Regions from separate parts of the Mus musculus genome. Here all the other regions are linked to region 1. The links are chromatin loops, found by intact Hi-C in ENCODE. Cell type or tissue: left cerebral cortex. All regions are shown on one strand. Region 1 overlaps Tnik (TRAF2 and NCK interacting kinase). Region 2 overlaps Tnik (TRAF2 and NCK interacting kinase). Region 3 overlaps Tnik (TRAF2 and NCK interacting kinase).

What was found. Peaks named below come from ENCODE experiments on the same cell type or tissue, not always from the same donor. Only the 100,000 strongest peaks of a DNase experiment are listed, where the experiment ranks them.
Region 2: it touches region 1 in a loop (2.5-fold over the local background); 2 of 42 quality-filtered maps call a loop at or near these places.
Region 3: it touches region 1 in a loop (2.5-fold over the local background); 5 of 42 quality-filtered maps call a loop at or near these places.

What each region holds. Positions count from the first base shown.
Region 1 is chr3:28,328,069-28,336,068 of GRCm38, forward strand. The region is part of intron 1 of Tnik (TRAF2 and NCK interacting kinase); the gene reads left to right. Among named protein-coding and RNA genes, the nearest start is that of Tnik, 69 kb to the left of the region's middle. In left cerebral cortex, no CTCF peak of the experiment used is centred here; DNase peaks (open chromatin) are centred at 236, 4,451, 5,934 and 6,815.
Region 2 is chr3:28,552,918-28,560,917 of GRCm38, forward strand. It overlaps Tnik (TRAF2 and NCK interacting kinase), which reads left to right. Exons shown (of 33, transcript NM_026910.1): 8 at 2,011-2,065; 9 at 4,122-4,200. Among named protein-coding and RNA genes, the nearest start is that of Gm52603, 130 kb to the right of the region's middle. In left cerebral cortex, a CTCF peak has its summit at 3,734 (motif pointing left); DNase peaks (open chromatin) are centred at 2,279, 3,189, 3,459, 4,929 and 1 more place; H3K27ac peaks cover 3,434 bases.
Region 3 is chr3:28,265,876-28,273,875 of GRCm38, forward strand. The region is part of intron 1 of Tnik (TRAF2 and NCK interacting kinase); the gene reads left to right. Among named protein-coding and RNA genes, the nearest start is that of Tnik, 6.7 kb to the left of the region's middle. In left cerebral cortex, no CTCF peak of the experiment used is centred here; DNase peaks (open chromatin) are centred at 1,502, 2,270 and 4,499; H3K4me3 peaks cover 463 bases; H3K27ac peaks cover 371 bases.

The DNA.
Region 1 (8,000 bases):
ACATTTCTTTCACAGCGATGGTAAAGTGTGCTATGGAGAGGGAACACCGTGTTTAAAAGCACGGATTGGAATGGCGAGTAACATGTCAAGAGCACAGTGAAGACATTCTTCTGGGTGCCCTTGGTGAGGACGCCCAACCTCTGCTGTACCAGGTGCTGACCGTGACCCCCCAGTCCTACGCCCGGGTCCTCAGTCTCTGCTTGGTTCATCCACTTACCTCACATGTCAAAGCTCGCACAACATTGGCTCATATATGTGGTGTGAGGATAAGAACAGCTGTTAGGAAGTTGGACAGAGCTCAGTTGTGAAGGGCTATGTGGGACAGACCAGAGGCCCCTGGATTGCTCTGGCAGCTACTTAGGGACCGTTGTTTCTTGTGTGCCGGGATAGCGATGGGAGAAGGAGGGTGCTTGTTCTTACGTTGGTGATGAGCACAGTAAGGTGCTGTCCTCTTCTGAAGGCCTAATGATTCCACACTGTGTATTCTCCCCGTCCCCAGCCCCACCCCCAGAATAACAAGTGTACGCTATTAGCGCTGTGTACTCTTCCACTTCACACTTCTTCCAGGAAAATACTGTAATATTGGAATTAGGCAGCAGAAGCTCGCGGTTTCGATGTCTGCTTCAGGTTGGCAAAAGGTGACAGTCTAAGGAGGGATGATTTGAAAAGTGCTAATAGTAAAACATTACTTATTTTGGCATGTCTAAAAGCACTCGCTATTTGCTGTGACTGGTGTGAAAAGAACCAGCAAATGGGAAAATTGTGCTCTGGATAACGCAAATGAAAACTCCACATATCACACTGCGGCTGCATTTTCTTTCTCTAACATTTCCTGGTCATTTATATCAGTTACATATGAAGCAATATTAAATTAAAATTAAATTAGTTAATTAAACTAAAATATTGAATTACAGTGCTGGCGTTACTATTGGAAAGCAGATTGACCTATTTGTTTTGTTTTATGTGCTTGTTTTGCTAACAGCTGTAAATCTAGGCAGAACTATTAATATGTAGAAAAGAAGCAAACTTTGTTAATTGTAGAAATCTTTTCATCAGTATATGTTATATGCTAATGTCTGGAAATTAGACACACTTTTTATCTAAAATTGTCTTCTTTAAAATATAAATACATCACATATATATTTCTGTTTTAAATATAAGTGTTTTTTTTTTTTGAAATAGGTCATTTTTCAGGAGGTATTTTATTCTTCTGCCTTTTGTTAATCTCTTGAGCTTCATTTGGGGTCAGCACCTGTACTTCCCAGGGGCTATTAGTATATTTCCATTCTAATCATCACAGGAAAGCCTGAAATTCTGCTTTCTAGAACTTTCCAGTAGTCCAAGGCTCAATGTTATGACCTGAGTCAAAGACACCCAGAGGGTCTGTATTAGCATTCAGATGCATTTCGGTATCGGCCAACTTTTCACCCTCTGACCCCAACTTTACACAGCTATGTACTGGTTGCTGGGTCACCTTATTCTTCCATTCATCAATCTGTTCTGGAATGGAACGGAAGAGGTGCGCACTGAACTGGGAAGAACATGGCGTTGCGCAGTGGGTAAATCAGAACCAAGTGTCCTTTGCACCTTGGGTGGGAGGCCCCGGAGACAGAACTGTCATGGTGATTGCAGGAGTGGATGCATTTTGCAGGTGTCAAGTTTCAGAGGATCCAGGAACCTCTCACCTCATTCTCATTTACTGCTTCTTACCCACTCTCGATGTTAGAATATTTCTGAAGATTCAGACTTTTGGTAGGGAGTAGGTTTCTTTTAATTTCTATGAACATAAAGGAAATGGCAAAAAAAAATGCCATGCTTAATGGAAACATTTCTGTAGCTCTTCATTCTTGGTCCATTATTATATTTGATTTCTAGTGGTTTCATTAGCTAAATAATTGTCCACAAACAAAATGAACCGAGTTATAAGAAAAATTCTTTAGACATGGCATTAAAGAGAATGGCGAGGAATGGAGGAAGCCCTGGTTTTATGAAATTCACCTGGAACTGCTCAAGTTCTGAGAGCTGTTGCCTGCCCGTGTGTGAACAATTGATGCATAACCATTTAAAGGCTGATGAAGGTTTTCCGCAGGCATTGATGGTCTTCACTTGGCTGAGTAAGGCTGGTTGGCAGCCAAGATCATTTGGTACCTTTATCTTTCTGGCTTCTAGGATTAGGAAGCTTATAAGTCTAGCCGCTCTTAAGGTTCAACTGTTAACTTTTGTCTCTTCTGTGTACAAGAGAAATTAACATGTACACAAAGCTTCGTATACAAATGTTCATTGATTGCTATTCTTGTTTGTTTGTTTGTTTGTTTCGAGACAGGGTTTCTCTGTGTAGTCCTGGCTGTCCTGGATTTCACTCTGTAGACCAGGCTGGCCTCGAACTCAGAAATTCGCCTGCCTCTGCCTCCCAAGTGCTGGGATTAAAGGTATGCGCCACCATGCCTGGCGTAGATGGATATTCTTGATGGATAAAATATAGAATCAACCTAAACACTCATCAATTGAAGAACAGTGGATAAAGCAAAGTCTGATATCTGTAAACAATAAATAACATTTACCATTAAAGGGAAACAAAGTATATTACGGGCTACTGTATGGACAAACTCTGAAAACATTACGGTGTAAAAGAAGCCAGATACAAAAGGCCATATATTGTATGATTGTGTTGACATGCAGTGTTCAGAACGGGAAGTGTGTAGAGAAAGCAGATCAGTGGTTGCTTAGGGCTGAGGTGGATGCTGTTGGGCATTGTAAAAAGACAACAGAAGGGTGTGCTGGGAGGTTTTGTTTTGTTTTGTTTTTTGTTTTTAATTGTCTGTGATGGTCACACATGCGAAACACCACAGGACAGTTTACTTCAACTGAATGATTGTGTGGTTTGTGAAGTGCATCTTAATTAAGCTGTATGAAAATAAAACAAGAAGTGATAAAATTGAAAAACCTAAAATTCAAGCTGTTTGCATAATGTAAGACTGGGACACACCAGCACACCAGAAAGAGACATTTGAACATCTTGGTAGCAGTAATGTGAGGATTCTAAGATGGGTTAGGTACATGCTTGCTGTGTTCAGTTTGCTACTATTTTTATTTAAATTATACGCGTTCATCATGAGCACTGTTGGAATCTGTAATGCATTTCATGAGTAAAAAGATAGAAAATCATGGAAAATTGCATCTCGATACATGATTAAAACAATGTGGAGATACAGTGTTTTATCTGACTGTCATTCCTTGTCACAATCTCTATCTGCTGTGTCTCTTGAATGCTATGTGCATCTCCAGTGTCCTAGTCAAAGACTCAGGTCCTGAAATGTGCTCTCTGTGTGTCTGGAGAAGGTGTTAGCAGTTGTGTAGTAATCGTGACTGTGTGCTTGGGACCTCTCACAAGGGTTTACTGTGCCTTCTTTAATCCTATAAAGACCTAATGGATGGGGTTCCTGATCTCTGGTTCACTGAAGCCACTACTAAGTCTTGGAGAGACCAAGAAGTATTCAGAATAAAAGAACCAGCCAGTGGAAAGAGCTGTAATGAGACCTTGTCTGTCAAACGCTTGAGTCTTTGCTCTTCTCCATGACGACCTCTTAGCTTTTGTAATGCTCGGATCTCGTGAACTTCTGAAACCCTCTGACAAAGTTTGTAATAATCACATGCCTCTCTCTCAGTTGAAAATCACAGTCTTTTTCCTTTCTTTATCAAATTTTGCTGAGCCTTGCATTGTTTATTTTATAATGCAGGGAGGATTTACTGGCTAGGTATGAGATTATATGGCGTGTTCGTTTCAAAGTTTTGTATTTCTCTTAGTTTTAGATATCCTCACTCCTCTCCTCCAACACATTCACCTGCAGGATCCCAAGCCTGAGACTATAATTTGCCAATCTGAGGATCTATTTTGGAAAAGAAAGGTAGTGGGCAAGCCTGAGCAGCAAAATGGGCATCGCTCATTACTGAAGCTCAACGGGCAGACGGTAGAGCAAGGGAACTTACAGTCCATTAGTCTAGGTCTCACATTTTTCCCCGTAAAAGTGGAACTTGAGTTTGGAGCAACCAAAAGCCTGTCTGGCTGTTGATGGACTCTTCATGCCCTAGAAGACAATCTTCTGATGTCCCCTTTGCAGGAACCATGATTGGTCTCTAGTTTCTTAGACACAGTGCTTTCTGGCTTTGCTCCAAGCACTGGCAAAGTGCAAACTTTATCTTGAGATCCTGGGGTGTGTGTGTGTGTGTATGTGTGTGTGTGTGTGTGTGTGTGTGTGTGTGTGTGTGTGTATTGGGGGCAGTATAATAACTCTGTACTAAAGTATAGCAAGCTAAAAACCCCTCAAAGTAGACATGTCTTTCAATTTCAGGACAAGAGATTTCACAGTTGGTACTTGAAGTGATTTGTAGAAGTGAGCTGAACTGAGAGGCATTTGAATGCCAAGAAAATAATCAAGTTTGGCAGGAGGCGAGGCTGACAGCGAGGCACGTTGTGAAGGGGATTCAATGACTGATTTAGATGGGGAACGTCACATGACTGGATCTTCTCCGGAGACACTCATTACTCTGGCTGTGACTTCTGAGGATGCCTTGAAGAGATAAAGGCAAATTTGAAGGAGTTGATGGCTTTACTTGGTCACAAAGTGGCTAAGCCATTCCTCTGTGATTTGTGCAGTTGATTGCCAACTATACTCTTTACTGTAGGTTAGAAACCACTATTGTAATTTTTATTTGCATCTCTATTTAAGAAGTGTAAAAGGATGTGAAAATATGCATTTTTAGGATCAGTGTAAATTCTTTATAAAAATGTTTTCTTATTTTAAGGTTTATTTATTCTGTTTATATTTATAAGAATATACAGTTATACTGTAATTGTCTTCAGACACACCAGAAGAAGGCATTGGATTCCCATCACAGATGGTTGTGAGCCACCATGTGGTTTCTGGGAATAGCAGTCAGTGCTCTTAACTGCTGAGCCATCTCTCCAGCCCCCCAGTGTAAATTCTTAATAAAAATTTGCTGGAAGACAGAATCTATCTTTGATGTTTCATTTTCACAGTCATCTTGACATGCTCTAGAATCTCCTAGGAAGAGAATGCTTGAGGACTGATAGTCAGGCTGGCCTGTAGTCATGCCTGTGGAACATTATCTGGATTACATTAATTGAGGCTGGAAGACCTGCCCATTGACTGTGTGACTCCACTCTCTAGGTCTGGTCCCTAGACTGTTTAAGTATGTATGTACTCATTGTCTTTCTGCTGTTGACTAGCTGCTTCAAGTTCTTGCTGCCTTCACTGGACTGTCTCTTGGTTTATTTTATCAGGGTATTTTGTCACAACAATTGGAAAGATAACTAAGACACCACTTTTCTGTCTGTATCTGGATGTATTTGGAATAAAACGATTACCTGAGAAATTAACACTACACTTGATCTCAGAATTGTAATTTCCCTCAGTTTGGTACATTCAAAAGAAACCATTGGTTGATTTCCTTGAGCCCTTGTCTTTTTAAAGGTGTAAAAACCATCCCTCATAGAAAGAAGTGGGGAAGAAACAGACTTGAGAAATGAGTATCTGTGGCAGCTCTTCCCTGAGTCAGTCACATGACTGCATTTCTGTTTCAGGTCCAACTGTGGAAACTGGTGTGGTGCCCGCCACCCTCAATGGGACCATCATATGGTTCAAGAAGTAGGGTGCAAAATTCACTGGGAAGGTCACAAATCGCTTGAAAGAAATCCTCAGGGATAATCTGGGGGGGGGGGGGACTCCAGAAGGAAGATGGTGTGTATAAACATGGCAAAAGTTTGCTGTGCCTGCTCTCTCTTGCCCCAGCTGGGCATTTCTTGGATCTGGGTCTGCCTGTTTTGTTTTTCCCAATATTAACTCAGCGGGATTCCAGCCAGGAATGTGTAAAGACAAGGGCAGCTGGGTCTGTCTTGACCTCCAACTTACAGTTTGCTTCTGAGGCTGCTTGGCTCCAGTTCGCACCATTTGCAGGACTACTCAACAAGCAGAAGACGGCAAGCCTTCTGCCAAACGGAGATGCATTCTTAGCATTCTCCATGTGTTTGGACTTGTACAGTCCAAGAAGAGCGTGCGCCATGCTCTGAGCTAGGAGGGAGGAAGAAGGAGGTGGTGGGGATTGCTGTCTCCCCAAGCTCCATGCTAAAGTGGCCTCATCTATGGTAGTTCCAGAGATGTGACTTATATGAGCCTGTCACATGCTGTGGAAGGGAGAAGACTGCTGTCTCTATTGGAAAATGTAGCAGAACAATTATGGAATCTCTTTCCTTGGAACAAACTAGGGTGGTTGTTCTGAAGCCCATTTATTTTGGCTCCGAAAGTTAAAAATAAACCCACCGTAGATAATTAAAAGACAAGAACAGCTTTAATCGCATACACATATTGGAGAGTTCACAAAGAATTGTGATTTAGGAAAGAAGCTAGAATTTGGAGATTATGTACATCCATAGGGAGAAGTGATGGATCATAAAGGTGTGACAAAGGCAGGATGAGCTGTGGGGTTCATAGGGCAAGTGCACTCTGAGAAGATAAAGACATGAGACAAACTGATGGAAGACAAGGACCACCCCACAAAGCCTAATTATGCAGAGGTAGGTCTGTGCTGTGTGCAGTGAGAGTTGTCACTCTTCTACTTGGTAAGGGTAGTTAGCATTGTAAAGAGAAATTTATTCCCTGTTTTTAAACAGATATGGAGAGGGTAGAATTTCTTCTACATCTGTCATTTCCCTGTTACCTTCTGTTCAAAATCCCTATGCCAAAATAACAAGTTTTGGAGTGGCAAAATTTGATTCCACAAACACTCCTTTCTATAGCTCCTGCATATGTATGCAAGTGCGCTTGCACACACACACACACACACACACACACACACACACACACACTCCTCAAGACAGATAAAAATAATTTTTGTCCCAAGGCCTACCAGTGTAGATAAGACAGTCACTCCAGCTATGGTGATTTGTGTTTGTAAGCCTTGTTCATGGCAGATGCTCTCTCTGGAAAGATGTTTCAGAGTGGGGAGGAAGGCTATTAACTTACTCTCACGCTGCCTTATCTCAGGGAGGTAATGGCTCAGTTTGTTCCTTCCCTTATAAAATGAAGGTTAATGAGGCACCTGCCCAGCTCGTGTTGAGGGCCTATTGAAGAGTCAATTGAAATTCTATTAGAGTTCTCTGTGATGATCAACGCTTGGGCTTTGTTCCCTAAGATAACAAATATACAGCCATGATTTCTACTTTCAGGAAGTTCACCCATACCAGAAACAAAAGTTAAAAAGTATAAAACTAAGAGCTATACAGTCTCAGAGGAGAGTCAGTCAGGACATTGACAGCATGAAGGATAAGTCATAAGATTGACACATGGTCTCAGCTTTGCAGGACGGCAGGGTGATGGGCTTGGACTTCTACAGCTTGGTAGTTAAATGAGCCAAGAGTGGAGACCACCTGTCTCACCTAGCCTAGTGTCCTCCCTCTGGAAGCCCGTGCCTATTCCAGCTTGGCAGTTTGTTGGCAGCTTCTGCAAACCTAATGGATCCATTTCTTTGTGTTAATTGAATGGCTGTGTGGGAGACCCTGTGAAATCGGGGCCTCCTCAGAGGAGTTCATAAACAATAATTGCCCCATCCGTCAGGGAATGAAGTTGGAAAGGTTGGAAAGCTCAAGCAAGAGATCAATGGTAGTTACTGCAACAAAAGGCATCAGATGAGGTGACAATCTTGACCTGTTATTATTTATTATCCACTTCTGGTCCTACATGTGTTGCTTTCAGAGATGGTGTGTCACTTATTAACGCTTAGTGGAGGTCTGACAAGAGCATTTTCAGTTAGCTGGCATTTTAATAGACCAGTAAAGTACTGAGAGTGGTAATAGCCTCTTACAGAGGCTGGCCTCTCTTACCAGCCTCTCCTACCAAGGCTGACCACTATTCAGCCTCTCTCAGCCAAGGCTGGCCAGTACTCAGCTTCTCTTACCAAGGGTGGTCAATACTCAGCCACTCTTA
Region 2 (8,000 bases), 220 kb after region 1:
ATGCAGGTCAGAGAGTCAGGCCCACATTAAGTTTTCTTACCCATCCACTGGAACACTGGAATAGCGAGCAATTTCTGAGCTCATCTCACTGGCTTTGTTCTTGTCTTGGTGGCTCCAGCCATGCTGCCCTTACAATCATGTCACCTGTGGGGAAACATGCGTGCTAATAGACATGGAGATTTCTTCTGGTAAAGTGAGAAGCACTGGGCTGGAAAACTCAGATTAGAGCCTGAAAGTCAGTCTAAACCTACGAAGGCAAGTTATAGCTTTTTTTTCCCAAAAACAATTTTTATTAGATATTTTCTTCGTTTACATTTCAAATGTTGTCCCGAAAATCCCCTATACCCTCCCCTCACCCTGCTCCCCAACCCACACACTCTTGTTTTCAGGCCCTGGCATTCCCTGTACTGGGGCATATAATCTTCACAAGACCAAGGGCCTCTCCTCCCGACCAACTAGGCCATCTTCTGCTACATATGCAGATAGAGACACGAGCTCTGGGGGGTACTAGTTAGTTCATATTATTCTTCCTCCTATAGGGTTGCAGACCCCTTCAGCTCCTTGGGTACTTTCTCTAGCTCCTCCATTGGGGGCCCTGTGTTCCATCCTATAGATGACTGTGAGCATCCACTTCTGTATTTGCCAGGCACCGGCATAGCCTCACAGGAGACAGCTATATCAGGGTCCTGTCAGCAAGATCTTGCTGGCATATGCAATAGTGTCTGGGTTTAGTGGCTGTTTATGGGATGGATCCCCTGGTGGAGCAGTCTCTGGATTGTCCTTCCTTCCATCTCAGATCCAAACTTTGTCTCTATAACTCCTTCCATGGATATTTTGTTCCCCACTCTAAGGCAGGTTATAACTTAAAGAGCTATTTTCCATTGGCAGTTTGCAAACAAGTTGGAGAACATGTGGTTGTCCACACTGAAATGTCCATGCACACCCTATTGTCATCATGCCACAGTAAAGGACATGTTGTTGTTCATTAAACAAAGTAGATGTGCCTAGAATACCTCCTAAATAGTCTGCCAGCTCTACCTGTTGGTATTTCTTCAGAAGGCATAAAAGCTTGTACCGAAGACCCAGACATTTCATAGAGAATAGCTCAACCTGGAGACACTCCAAATGCCTGTCAGCAAGTGAGCTCAAACTCCAGTGCATCACTCAGTAGAATACTACTAAAGAACAAGAGGGCATGAAGAGCCGAGATATGGTACAAGAGAGAGGACCTTTGGGAACTCTCTGATTAGCAATTCGAACCAGACTCGAGAGGCACCTACTGTTACATTTCTTTTCTATAAAATTTGGAAGATGAAATCAATCTACCATGACAGAGAACAGGTGGGTAAGTTACCTAGACAGTCGAACGAAGGATGGGGAAGAAAGGGGAAGCTTCAGGGGGGAGAGTGCCATCTTCTGGAGGTGTGATGTTTGTTGCCGTGGTGGTGGGGTCACATTAGTGACCTAGCTCATCAAACAGTATACGTCATACATGTGCCATTTACTATGTAACAACTATAATTCAATAAAAGCATTGAAAGAAAAACTGCATATCTGATAGAAAAATAGAAAGGGGAGACTATTTAGAGAATGGAAGGGAAAGAGGTGGATAATGGAAGAGAGCCAGGAGGAAGGTCCACACTAGGCAGATGTTCTGACAACAGCATGAAATCCACTATTTTACAAGAATTAAAAAAAAAATTGAAAAGAGCAAAATTTCACATGGTTTGACTGACATTTAAATCTCAGTAATAAAGTAACTTTTTAAAACCTTATATTTCTTTCCATACATTTATTGGAAACATACTATTTGCCAGACAGGCACCAGGAAAATACATATGATGAGAAGTGAGCGTGACTCCTCTGGCTTTGCAGCTGGTTGGAGAAATAGGTTTGTAAAGACAATGGATTGACTTCCCCACAGGCTGTTCCGAAGTAATTACCAGGTTTAACCAAATTGTCCTCTGTTGATTGAATTTATGTGTGTATCTGTGCTTTCTTGTTTTGCAGAGTGACTTGTGGTCTTTGGGAATCACCGCCATTGAGATGGCAGAAGGTGCCCCCCGTAAGTTCCTTCCTCTGGGGGAAATCTGCTGCTGGTTGGTTCTGCAGGTCCTGCGGGCTCCTTGCCAGGGCTGCGGTTGGCCTACTTCTGCTACGCTGAGCTCGGCATGGGTCTGATGTGGCGTATTTAGAAAGCAGAGGCAATTTAAATCAACCAGGAATCTGTTTGTTGCAGAGCAGTGTGCAGATCTGTGTTTTGCTAGGAAGAAGAGTGCAGACACTGGAGGAGGCGTTTTGTCTTGCCCACTTACAGTGTGGCTCATTCTGGAGGCACTGCGCCTCTCTCACAGGCACCATAGACACTCCCACAGACAAGGTCAGCTCCCCACTACAAAACTCCAAAGCTGAATTCCTCAGGTGCAGCCTTCGCAAATCCCTGAAGTCGGAGGCTGACCCTCTTATGAAAATATAAACATTTGGAGCTTTAGATGTCTGTGCCCTTATTGGAGCCCTGTCCCAGACACTGGCAACCTTGAGAACTTCCCAAGTTCCCTGGGACTTTCTGTGTTAGTACCAAAGAACACCTCTGGGAGCTGCAGCGGTGGCCTGGGAGACTTTGACTGGACCTCCCAGACCCCCTGACGGAGTCTTCCTTTACCCACCCATGCCAACCACAGTAAAGACAGCAAGGCTCGCCCTTTCCTGACAGACAAGGATTCACTTTGCAGGCAGCTGTGATTCAAGCAACACCCAGGCAGACTGTGTCTGGATTACAGGACAGTCTAGATCCTCCCTCCCCTAACCCAGGGCTATAGTTGCATAGTGATAGTGAACCTTTCCCGGCAACTTTTCTACCTTCCTTTACATGGGAACTGGCCCCAGTCACGTCCTTGCTTGTGTTTCCTACCCTGTCACACTTGCTCAGCCACTTTTCCCAGGACTGAAAAGGCCCTTCACCCTCAGGACAGATGGTTCTTAAACTCAGGACTCTTCCTGACCCCGTGACTGCTGTCACACCGTCACTGCTGTCACGAGGATCTAAGTTCCTTGAATCCATCTGCAACATGACTGCCCGGGAGTGTTTGTTGACAAGATTGCCTTTGTTCACAATGACATTTGTGAGTCAGAAAATTTGGATACCACAGTCTTAAAACTGTGTTATCATCCCTAGTGGTAGACAGGACTATAAATAAACTCTGCCCACAGAATCCTCTGGCATTGAGAAAGCATATATTCTCAATCTTGGTATAGAAGAGAAGTGGGGAAAAAATCCTGTATTCTCACTGTGAGAAAGTAAGCTAATAAGATATGTTGATTGAAATAAGAATAGAGAGTATGACCATGATAAAATTACATCATGTCTGTAAGCTGACTTCATTCTTCTATCATTCTGGGGCCAGAGGATTTAAAAACAAAGCACATTTTGCACCCTGAAAAGCTAGCAGGGACATTTGGAAACAGAATGGTGTTCTGGCAGAGGACCAAAAAGTCTAAAAATTTGCATAGTTAGCAGTGCCTGTATGAGCCTCCAGTGGGGAAGACACTGACTTTGGATGTTTCGATACCAGTTATATTGTGGCTTAGGTTTCTGTTAAAATAAAATCAGGGCTGGTGAGATGGCTCAGTGGGTAAGAGCACCCGACAGCTCTTCCGAAGGTCCGGAGTTCAAATCCCAGCAACCACATGGTGGCTCACAACCATCCATGACGAAATCTGACTCCCTCTTCTGGAGTGTCTGAAGACAGCAACAGTGTACTTACATATAATGAATAAATAAATAAAATCTTTAAAAAAAATTACCCCAGCCACGCCAACATAGCTGTCACCTGATGGTGTTTATTTTGAATGGCAGGTGGCTAGTTGTTGACCCCGTGACTTGTTTTCCTTATGAAGTAAAGGTGTGACCCCGAGGGATGTTAATGTCTGTTTGAAATGTGTGTTTTATGAGATCCATCTAATTAGACATCAGCTCTTGATTGTCTGCAAGTTGGAAGCTTTGAGGTCCTGACCCCTTGCTCCCAAGAGCCTTATGGACATGTGCATACTTTGTGTGCGGCCAGGATGGTAGTGTGGGTGGCCTCTGACTGGCTCTGGTCCTTGTTTTTGGTCTCCTGCAGCCCTCTGTGACATGCATCCCATGAGAGCCCTCTTCCTCATCCCACGGAACCCTGCACCTCGGCTCAAGTCTAAGAAGTGGTGAGTTTGCTCCACAGTACTTTTCAGATCTGAGGGCGAAGCTTTCCTGTGATCTTTCACTTTTGTGTGTATGTGTGGACATGTGTCTGCAGGTGCACACACATGTGCTTGTATGTAGATGCCTTGGGTTGGCCTCTGTTATCTTTCACAGTTGCTTTCCTCCCTTACTTCGATAGACAAAGTGTTTTGTTATACCAGAGCCCCAGCCATCTTTCATAGGATTACAGGCACACGCTAGCACACCTGGCTTTCTACACGAGTGCTAGGGTTCTGAACTCAGTTCTCGTGCTTGAATGACAAGCACTGTAGCGACCACACCACCCACCCGGCCTCTCTCTGAGATCTTCTTTTGAGTTACCCCTGATCCCTAGGTCTTTCTGGCTAGATACTTTTTAAAAATGCATGCCACAGCTTGGTAGGTGACATTCTGTATGCCACCATTGATCTTGGACTTGAGGCTTGGCTACCTGCTGTCTATACAGCAGCTTGTTAACCCTATCCTCGAGGCAGGGAGCTATTAGCCAAAATGGAGCCCAAGTAATGGCACGAAAATGATGTGATTTACGACTGCAGGCTATGCTAGCCTGGCTGCACGGCACATTTCTTTGGAAAAGGTGATGATTTAGAGTCAGCCCATTCTATTCCTCAAGACAGTGGCTCCCTGCACGCCCACACAGACCTGCTAATGGTCCCTGTGATGTTTCTGGCATGAGCAATTGTGGTTCTTTGTGAGTTTTTTTTTTTTTCAGTCCCTTTCTTTTTGTGACAGGACATGCTGGCTTTCTATTTGGGGACAGGAGTACAACCTTTGTTCTTAATAAGCTTATCCTGACAAAAAGGTGACTTGTTCTAAAGAGAGCTACTACTTGCTACTCCCTGAGAACGGGGTAAGACAGGAGTGTGGATGGTGAGCAACCAGGTGAGGCTTGGAAATGGAGTCCTCAGGTTATGCCAAATGTTGCCTGTCACTTCTCTGTGTACTTACATTGGGGGTCTTTATGCTTTGTTATACGATGCCCCCCCCGTCTCCCCTGCTGCAGAAGTGGCACGGCCTCCTAATACATTCTTACATCTCCTCTAGCATTGGAGCCAATCCCTACCAGTCTGTGACCTCCTGTGATTTTATAGGCACAAGCCCTGAATAATTCAACTAAACAGGAACAAATTGTTTGTCCCTTTTCCTATGACTTAAGGCTCAGGCCCTTGACTGGCATCCTCCTGTTTCCCACCCACAGACACCACCCACCACATAGAGCAGGCTTAATTACTACCAATCAGCTGGTAATGACATGGCAACCCTGGCTCAACAGAGGAAAGGCACACAGAGGGGAAGGAAACAGAAAAGCCACAAGCAATGACAGTCTCTCAGTTGCCAGACCTGCAAGGGGATTGTGAGTTGCTATTGGTAACCAGGAGGCAAAGCCTTCCCTGCTCTCCTTCCTCTCAGAGGGTCACTGTGGGTAAGAGAAATGCATGTTCTCTCCCCAGCAACAGCCTTTCATTGGGTGCCACATAGCATGTGGTGACAGAGCGCAGGAGGGCCCCTCCTCACTCTTCTGAGATCTTTCTCTCCTTTCCTCCCTGGATCCGACTCCCAGAGAGAGGAGCCAGCTCCGTTCCTTCCCCTGGAAGCAACAGTGACTCTGCAAAGCTTGCTGCCTGCCAGATTTCTGCTTGTAATGTGCCAAGCTTCTGGGGGTGGGGGTTACTGTCTACCGTGGGCCTCACTTCCCATCCCCTCCTCTCCTGTCACTGCTCCGGGGAGGTATTTTAAGCCTTTCCACAGAAGAACAGGCTGGCCATCCGCAGGCATGTGTCATCTCATGGGCTACATTGACTACTTTATCATTTCTATAACAGATACCTGGCAAGATCAAGTTCAGAGAGGATGGTTTCCTTTAGGTCACAATTAAAGAAGGGATACAGCCCATTGTGGAAGAGGAACTAAGGCAGGGGTCATACTGTGTGCACAATCAAGAACACAGAGAGAGATGAGTGCTGATATTCAGCTGTTTTCATCCTCTTTTTTTTTTTTTTTTAATCCAGAGACTCCAAGCCCTGCATGGTGCTACACACATGGGGGATAGATCTCCCCTCCTAAGTAGAACCTAAAGCCTGCTCATTAATGGCATCCTCCCAGGTGTGTCTCTTAGGTAGTTCTAAACCCAGTCAAACTAACAATGAAGACTAGCCACCATATGGCCACTTCTTGTCACCTTGACCCTCGACTATAAAGCTCCACCTCTGGGCCCCAAACGCACATGATCGTCTCATGATGCAAAGTGCCTTTACCTCCTCTACACCAGTCTCCCGAATCTTAACAGCTCCATAACCTGTTGCTTAAAGGCCCAAAGCCTTTGCGATTCTCAAGGTATCTCTTAACTCGAAGACCTGTAAAATTAAAACCCAGCTCACATATTTCCAATATGAAGTAGCACAAAATAAACATTCTCGTTCCAATAGAGAGGGATAGATAAGGAGACTTTAAGGCCTGAGCTTAGCAGGGGAAACACAAAATCCTGAGGTTCAGTGTCAAGCATCCAAGGCTCCTGGTGGTGTCATCTGGTCTCCACCAGCCGTGCCTCTCCTACTCTGCCCACAGCACACATAGCCTCCCTTCGAATGGCTCCACTCCATACCTTTAACTCTCCTTAGTGGCTATCCCATAATCCCAGCAAAATCTAATATACTGAGTTCTGCCTTACAGATGAGGCTTCACTTCACGGCCTTACGCAATGGCTTTCGGGGCTCCTTGAAGAGAATCCTACTTTGCTGGTTACCTTTCAAAGCTCTTGCTACGGGTTCTCACAGTGCACACAGTGAGCTGGGTCCCTCCACATCAATCACTAATCAAGAAAATTCCCCCAAAGACTTGCCTGAAAGCCAGTCTCATAGAGGCATTTTCTCAACGACAGAGAGGTGTCCCTAGATGACATGGGATTGTGTCAAGTTGACAAAAAAATCTAGCCAGCACACACCCTACCCGCCCATCCGGACTATTTTTTAGAGTTCCATGCCTGCTGTTAGGCACTTTAGTTTTGAGATAGAACAAAGGTAGGGCTGTAGGGCTATAGGGCTGTAGGCGTGCGTGCGTGCGTGCGTGCGTGCGTGTGTGTGTGTGTGTGAGTGTGTGTGTGTGTGTGTGTGAGTGTGTGTGCCAAATGAAAATAATGATGATATAAAGTAGATGTCACAAAATATTTGAGATACATTGAACTGGTTAGTTTGTACTGTGACTGTATACTTCACCAAAATCAAAACCCAAACTGAAGCATGAGTTTTTTTAAATTAACCTGTTCTGTTCTGCTTCCCCAAATCCATCTACAGCAATCCCTTTAAACAATGCTGTGCAGCCACCTGCTACATAATAAAATTCGGGTTAGCAATGGACTCCATGTATGACAGTGGTGCCTTAAGACTGAACCACCTGGTGCCTCTGCAGCCATGTTGGCAGGAGCAGATAGGTTCTATGATGTTCCCATAATGACAAAGTCATCTTTCAAACTCTGCCACTGAACACTGCTCAGTGGTGCCCATTTTACTTAGCAGAAGTATGCGGGGGGAGCAATGTTTGATTTCCATGTCACAATCCTTAAGAAAGGATTTTTTTTCTTCCTTGAGTGTAGTGATGGTCAGAGAATGGTCAAGTGTCCCCATGGTCATGTCAGCACTAATCACAAGAGGCATTTAAAATGAATTAACATGTTTAATTGATACAGCAGTGTTTTAATGTATGCACTGTAGGCATCTATATTTGTAGCCAGGGAAGAGGGCGCAGAGAAGTCATTTGCCCTGAGCCA
Region 3 (8,000 bases), 62 kb before region 1:
GCCTGGGAGCGTCAGGCAGTCTTGTGGTAGGCTAGGTGTGCAGGTCCGTTTGTCTCCGAGGGCCAGTAGGTGATGCCCACAAATGGAAGCGTAGATGGTGGCTGCCTTCCCAGATTTGGAGAGGTTGGTTCCTAAGCTTGCAGAGAAGTCCTTCTGAGGAAACCCTGACCCTGAATTGCAGGCAAGGTCAGTGGTGCAGCCCTGTCAGCCCCTCGACATCCCTGTGGCTCTTTAATGTATACAATCAATGCTCTTTGTAAGCCCTGGGCTTGGTGGTTTAAAAGCAGATCCTGTCTAGAGAGGCCTTTCTCCTTCTGATTTTGGGGGCTTATTGTTCTCAGTCAGTGATCCCAGACTGGGCCTAGTCTGAAATTCTCCCCAATTGGAACAATGCATAATTCAAACCAGAGCAACCAGTACCAGCCCTGTCATTTAAGCCATGCAAAATATGGGTGGGATTTTGTTGTTGTGGTGGTGGTGGTAGTGGTGGTTTTGTTTTTGTTTTTGTTTTTGTTTTTGACTAAAATGAAGTGGGGTTTATGATTAGGAAATAATCAGAATTCCATGAGTCCTCATGGCAGGATTCATGAAGCTCAACTAAGTCTTGAATGTTAGGTAGGGGATGGTTTTATAGATGAGAGCTGGAAAAGAATCTTAGAACACTGGCCCATTCCTGTAGTGTGACACTCTGGAAGCTGAAACCCAGAGAGGTAAACTTTGCTGTCCAAGGTCACACAGCCAAGGGGGAAATAAAAGTAGCCAGAGGAAAGAATATGGTTCCGGACTCCTCAGTCTGCTCTCTAAGACACATCATTTGATCATTTGTAGCTGGAAATGAAGTCAGTGAGATGTTTTCTGCTAGTAGGGAGGGCAAGAGAAATTAATCATTTGACCAGGGGCATGGATTTTTTTGTCTTGAGAGTGGAAAACCTACTAGAAACAGTGAACTTACCAAATCAAATGACCAGAACTATCTGGCACCTTTGGAATGTATCTTGCCTAGCCTTCTTTCAGTCTCTTCTTCGAAGTCAAATAGACATCTAAATCAGATAGGACAGATGGTGTCCTGCGCTGATAACCTCTCTCAGTAACCCTTCTCCATCTGAACATGTCCCAAGGGGTCCGTCCAGACATGCACATTATTCAGATACCTCCGTGTGTGAGGTTTCTGATGTCCATGCATGCTTTTTAAAATTGCTGGAGTTGCGGATATTACATGTAGTATTACAGCGGATATTACATGTAGTATTACAGCGGATATTACATGTAGTATTACAGCAGATATTATATGTAGTATTACAGACTAAGTTCTCTCCATGTGGGTGTATGAAAATGTGTATGCACGCACCCAGGCTACTGCAAACAATCTTCTTATTCAGACCTGGGCTTGAGTCATGCCTGCTTCAGACCTCGCTGTATTAAAAGATGAAATTATCCACCATGATGCTGCATTGCCTATGAGGTGAGCTCAGCACAGACAGCCTTCTGAAGAGGATCGTGTTTCTCAACACTGGCTCTGCTCAGCCTGGCCCAAGGCGTCGGGCACTCAAGGTCAGGGGTTCTGACCTCAGACTTTCAGCTTGGGGCAGGACTCAGACAAAATTAGATGACTTACACCGCCTTCACCTCCACCCCCATGCCTTTCTGGACCTAGCCATCAATCTCTTCTTCCCGCACCCCCTGCTCCTGACCTATGTGTGTGTAGTTTGCATATGTAAATTGGTACACACAGGTGTTTAGCTGACATGTTTGTGTATGTGCATGCGAATGTGGAAACCAGAGGTCAACGTCATGTTCCTTTCTCTAGTTCTCTGTACCTCAATTTTGTTTTTATTTATTTTTATTTTTTATGTGTTTGGGTATTTTAAAAATTCACGCATGCCTGTGCGCCACAGCATCCTTGGAGACTGCAGAGGCCAAAAGTGGATGTCTGATCCCTTGGAACTGGAGTTACAAATGGTTGTGAGCTGCCACAGGAGTGTAGGGAATCGAACCCAGGTCATCGGGAAGGGCAGCTACCTCTCCACTTTACTTCTTGAGACAGGTTCTCTCACGAACCCTGCATCCCACTGACTGAGCAAGACTAGCTTGCTTCTAAGCCTCAGGAATCTTCCTGTTTCCACTCCTATCTCCTTACAGTCACTGCCACATACAGATTTTTCCATGTATGGCTGCTGGGGACGGAAACCCAGGTTCTCACGCCTGTGCAGCAAGTGCTTTGCCAACTGAGCCGTCGACTTCTCCATCAAAACCCAGACGGAAGAATTATTTTCATCTGGAAAGCGTACCTCTTGACTGCACTTTGTGTGTTTGTGCTGCCAGGGCTGGGGCCAAGAGCTTTTCTTTTCGCCTCCTTACAAGTTCGTTAAGGGCCACAGTGTCCTTTGAATCTAGCTATCTCATTAGTTGAACAAGCGATTGGATGAGTGAATGAAGTAATGAATGAGCATATGCATGAATGAATGCGTTAGTGAATGAAGTGGAATGGTCCCGAGCTCCTGGGCTTCCTGTACATAGCCTATTAGTTCTGTCTGTGACACAGGGCATGCCTGAGTGTCAGCAGCACAAAGGTGGAATGGCAACTGCTTGTCTTCATCATCCTGGATCCTAAAATCAAAGGCTTTACTGCACAGCACTTATGTCATCACAAGACAGCGTACACGTATGTCAGTAGATAGAATTTTATGGGAAACCCACCAGCGTTTGATTTCAGGGACTGAACCTTGTGGAAAGTGCTGAAGGACAAGTTTGTGTGTGTGCGTGTGTGTGTGCGTGTGCGTGTGCGTGTGCGTGTGTGTGTGTGTGTGTGTGTTTATCTGTTTTTGTTTTTTTGAGACAGATTGTTAAGATGTAGCCTAGGACTGTGTGAAACTCCCCGTGTAGCCTGGACTGGCCTTGTATTCTGAATAGCTCTGCCTTCGCCTCCTCAGTGCTGGGATGGCAGGTGTGTGCCACGGAGTCTAGTTCAGAAGGCACATCTTTCTGAGTGTGTGAGTGTGCACATGTGTCTGCATGTGGAGGCCAGAGGTGGGTTTCAGGTTTCTTTGCTCTTCATGGAGCATGCCTCTTTGCAATAGCACTGAAACAGACTTTCTCATGTGCTCATTCGACCTTGTACACTTTCGTGGGTCCTCAGTGGAGCTTGGTTCTAGGATAGACTCCCATGACAGAGGAGCAAGGCTCATTGCGAAGCCTTTTAAAGGTTACGGTTTCTAGACTAGTATCAATCAACAGCTTTATTCATTAAGGCAATTTTTCTTTCTTGTCTTTACTTCTCTTCTGTATAGATGGCCCATTATTCAAATGCAAACACTTTTATTACATCGTGTCTGTTCTTTTTTTTTCTTTCATTTTTTTTTCAAAGGGGATGAGAAAGGAGTGGACACTTACAATGATACACTAATATCTCAGTGCTAAAACCTGGTCAGAGGTCCCTTGGGTCTTAAAGAATTCTTGAAACATTATTAATTCATTACCCCAGAGCACTTAATTAAATTTGGTCTAAAATGAGATTTTAGTAAAGTTGCACGGATTGATGACAGCATCTTAAAATGGCAGGAGCACAGCTGTCTTCCTCTGGATGCATTTGTTGCTTTTCCAAGACCTTGAACGGGTTTTTAGGATTTGTCATTGTTTTTCAATGACATGACCTCCCACTAAGATAGGATGCACCCATAGCTATCAGAGCATCAGTGCTATAGGCAAAGGCATTTTTAGTGTTCATTATTAACTGGAGTAATCTTTAATACAAAGTCTAATACAACTCTTAGTTCGCTGTTTGCATAATTATGTGCTTAGGAGATCATGGGATATTTCATTGATGAAAGAATTTCAAATGCATTTTCTTCATCAAAGTAATACACACACACACTCACACACATGCACACACACACACCGTCTCTCTTATCTCTAAGGCTCATGGAAAGCTTATATTCTGGGTTTTGTCCCTTTTTTCTACTCTAGAATTAGTCTATACTCCCTGCTTTGATGCCACTCCTCTTTCAGTGAGAATGGTCCCTTGGGGCTGCTGTCATTGAATCCTGGCAACCATGCCCAGTTGAGTGCAGTCATCTTCTATGCTGACAGCATTTGGGAGAGCTGGAGTCTGAGAGATGTTTCAAAGTCACATTACTGCTCCCATCTTGGGGGCACGGTGTAGTTTTCTTAGGGGTGGGGTGTAGTTCTCTTAGAAGGAAAGCTAGTTTGTTACCACCCTGCTGAGGGTGTCCAGCAAATCCCCAGGATGTTTTGTGAATTAAATGTTCTTCTGTGCATATAAATGTGAGGTTCCTATGGGAACGATAAGGACCTCCCGGGTGGTTTTCCCCATTCTGATGGTGAGGGTTTTTTTTGTTTTTGCTGTTTTGTTTTTGTTTTTCTTCAGAAAGAGAAATTTCCCTTACCTCTTCCTACTTGCCCAGACTGAGTCTAGTTGTCCCAAGGAGATACCCTGAGTCCTGAAAATACACCCTCCTCCACTCCAAGCATAAATTTTCCTTCTGAATGTCTTCTATATGCACCACCACGTCTCCACTCCTCTCTGTAGCTGCTGTGATGACAGCCACCTCCCATATCTTCCCAAGGAGCTTTCCCTGTCCCAGCCTTATCTGGGCAGCCGCATAAGTATTTTTCAAACCCATTTTCTTTCTGGTCGTTTCTTTGTACCAAGCCTTCCTTGACTCCCTAGCCTAAGGGCCAAAGCCTACACTTTAGCAAGTGTCTAAGCTAGTTGCTATGCAGCTGCATCTCCCAGCATGCTCTTTACCATTAATGGTTGCCACTGCCCCAAAGAGCCTTTCTCCCACCTGATGAAATATGCTCTTTAGGACACACCCTACCCTTCTTTAGGTCCTTAGTTTCCCAATGACAAACATACACAGGTTAGTTACGGTTTACAAACAATTGTCCTTGCTTTTTCTGGGATGGGGTTTCTCTCTGGCACTTACAGATCTGACCTGGTACCTCTCTGGTGGTACTCGCTACAGTCTTAGATTGAATCTGCTAGATAGCAAGCTTCCGGAAAACAATGCCTATGATTATTCTTCTGGGGATCTCCTCCAGGGTCGTCCACACAGCAATGAATACGCTCTACATGGACAAATATACAACGGACAGTCCTTTTAGAGGGTCTGAGGGTGATGCTGCCTACAGAGGTGATAGAAACTCCAGAAACAGCCCCGTCCTGGTCATAGCACAGTCTCGGGGAACACACACTTCATTATGTTCTGTAGGTGACAAGACTCGAGGGGATGTCCCTTACGGAGAGTATACCTGTTACAAACAGCATGATTTCAAAAACACCGACCATGAGAAGTACAGTGCTGTGTTCTGTGCAGGAGAGACCTTGTTTCTACAATTTCTCTATCATTTCTCCACAGTCTGTCTTGAGAGATTTCATATTTTCAGTATTAGAATCTAAAGGCTGGTGTGTGTGTCTGTGTGTGTGTGTGTGTGTTGCGTACATACATACATATACAAGCACATGCATGCTTACATGCAAGATGTTTCAGTCTTTTGAAAAATAATAAAGGTAGGAAGGGTTATACTTCTATGAACCTGAGGGGAGATGACCTTGAATTTTTATCCTGACACAGATAGCAATGGGTGGAAGGCTTCTGACAGATGATGGGAGCTCTGTGCTGGTTGATTTCTGTGAACTTGACACAAATCTAGATATATCTGGGAGTTATAACTGGGAAGAAGAAATCCTTGTTGAGAAAATGCCTCCATAAGATTGCCTGTAGGCAAGTCTGTAGGGCATTTTCTTGACTTACAATTTACGTGGGAGGTCCCAGCTTGCTTGGGGGAATGCTACCCCAGGGCCAGTGGTCCTGGATGGTATAGGAAAGCAGGCCAAACAGGCGTTGGAGCAAGCCACAAAGCAGTGTTCTTTATGGCCTCTGCTTCAAGTATTGCCTTGGCTTCCCCCAGTGAACTCAGATTATGTAAGTCAAAGAAACCCTTTCCTCCCTAAAGCTGATTTTGGTTATGGCCTTTGTCGTAGCAATGGAAAGCAAAGCAAGGCAGACTCATGGTACCATACTGGAGCATCTTTGTGGCAATGTCTTTTGCAGATAGAGCAATCTCAGTAAGCAAGGCAAAAGCAACAGTCTTTGATGGCATAGTCTTGGATGTAATTTATCACTTCCTGCTATCTGGTCTGTAATTCAGGTTAGCCCTAGTCAGTGGGGAAGGGCATCACACAGAATCATGCTGCCAGAGACAAGCATCAGCAAGTGCCCTCCAGAGGCTGCCTGCCACACACACATACAGAGGTTGTCTTTGATGCATTATCTCTTCAGATTGTGAGAGCAATACACTGCCCAAGGGGCAGGTCTTTGCTACACATCTTTAAGTCTCCCACCCTTGGACTATTTAACCCAGGCTTTTATTGTCTTTAAAACAATTATTACTATTTTTGACTTAAAAAAAATGTGCACCCCCTCCCCCATCTGAAGCTTTGCTTTTAATGAGATCTTCCTGTATGTTTACCATTATTCCTGGTATTTAAAGCAGTGCCTGATGCATGGAGCATGATAAATACCCCTTAAGTAAATATCAGCAAAGTCCATGAAGTCATTATGAATGTGCAAAGGATCACATGTAATGCTTCACACATTGAGAAAATTGCTGTGCCTGTTGCTGATAGAAATGGAACATGGGACAAAGCCAGCCAATCGTTGGAGTAAGGAAGGATGGAATGAAAGTCCACTGCTCACTATGTTTGGATACCTAACTGGTCACACATCTGTCTGTCAATCTTTCTACCCAAGGCTTAGGGTAGCAACTTACCTCTTTTGTAAGTGCAGGCACTGGAGCTCAGAGAAGATGCTCCTTTGATAGGATGAAGCCCCCAAAGCACAGCTGGGGTGCTGTTATTCTGGGTCACTCCCTTGGTTTGCTAGTATTTGAGCCATCTTAGAATATCTCTTATCCTTACAATACAAAAATAAACTTGGCAAAGTGTGTTCACAGAGATCCCGGCCAAGTCGCTTTTATGTATAAATAAAGTATTCTTAATTGTTAAGTGCTCAGATCTATGTAACTATGGCACAGAGGAAAGCACAGCTCAGTTAACCTGTATAGCTAAGGAACTACCTATAGAGTGGTACAGGCTCACTGACCAAAGGCTAGGGCAGGCTGATTCCAAGCTTGAGCCCAGTCTTGACACATAAGGGAGATCCTATCTTAAAACAGAAGCTGGGGAACTAAGGGTTTAGCTCAGTGGTGGGGTACTTGCTTCATGTAAGCATGGTTCTAGATCCCATCTCTCTCTCTTCATAAGCAAGAAAAAAAAATTAACCAGATGAATGAATGGCTAATATTTGTGTGCCAAGGGTCTACCATTAGGAGCTTGAATATGTGTAGGAGCCTAGCCCACACGTAATCAGGATGACCCAGGGATTCCAGCATCCAAAATTGCAGACTAAATGTGAGCAAAGGCCTCTGAATTGTCAAACATTTCTTTAGCTAAAGAGACAAAGCTTTCTTTTCATGTCATTATATTGGCAACTCATGATCACTGTAGAAAACTTTGTAGCAGTGAGAAGCAAAGGGAGTTTTCATACGGATCTCATGAGAAACACTGATACACGTTGAAATGTGGATTTGTAATTTTTCCTATGTATAGGTTTAAAGGAATTAAGCTTATAATTTATAAATTAGCTGAAACCTATTGTGTAAACTTAGTAGTCATCAGGGCATAGGTTTGTAATCTCATCTGTGTTGAGGGCTGAGGCAACAGGACCTCAAGTTCATGGTTTGCCTAAGCTATTGAGGAAGGTCAAAGCCAGCATAGACAACTTTCAAAAAAGTACAAGCATGGCTGAGGATAGAGTACATAGGCAGAGCTTGCTTCGACACAGCACTCAGTCCCTTACTCACAAAACAAGCAAGCAAGCAAGCAAACAAACGTAATCATTAAACTTTTCCCAGGATCCTGCTGATTGTCTAGGAAACAGTTTTTAGAAAATTCTTACTTGTGGTTTGAATGAAAACAG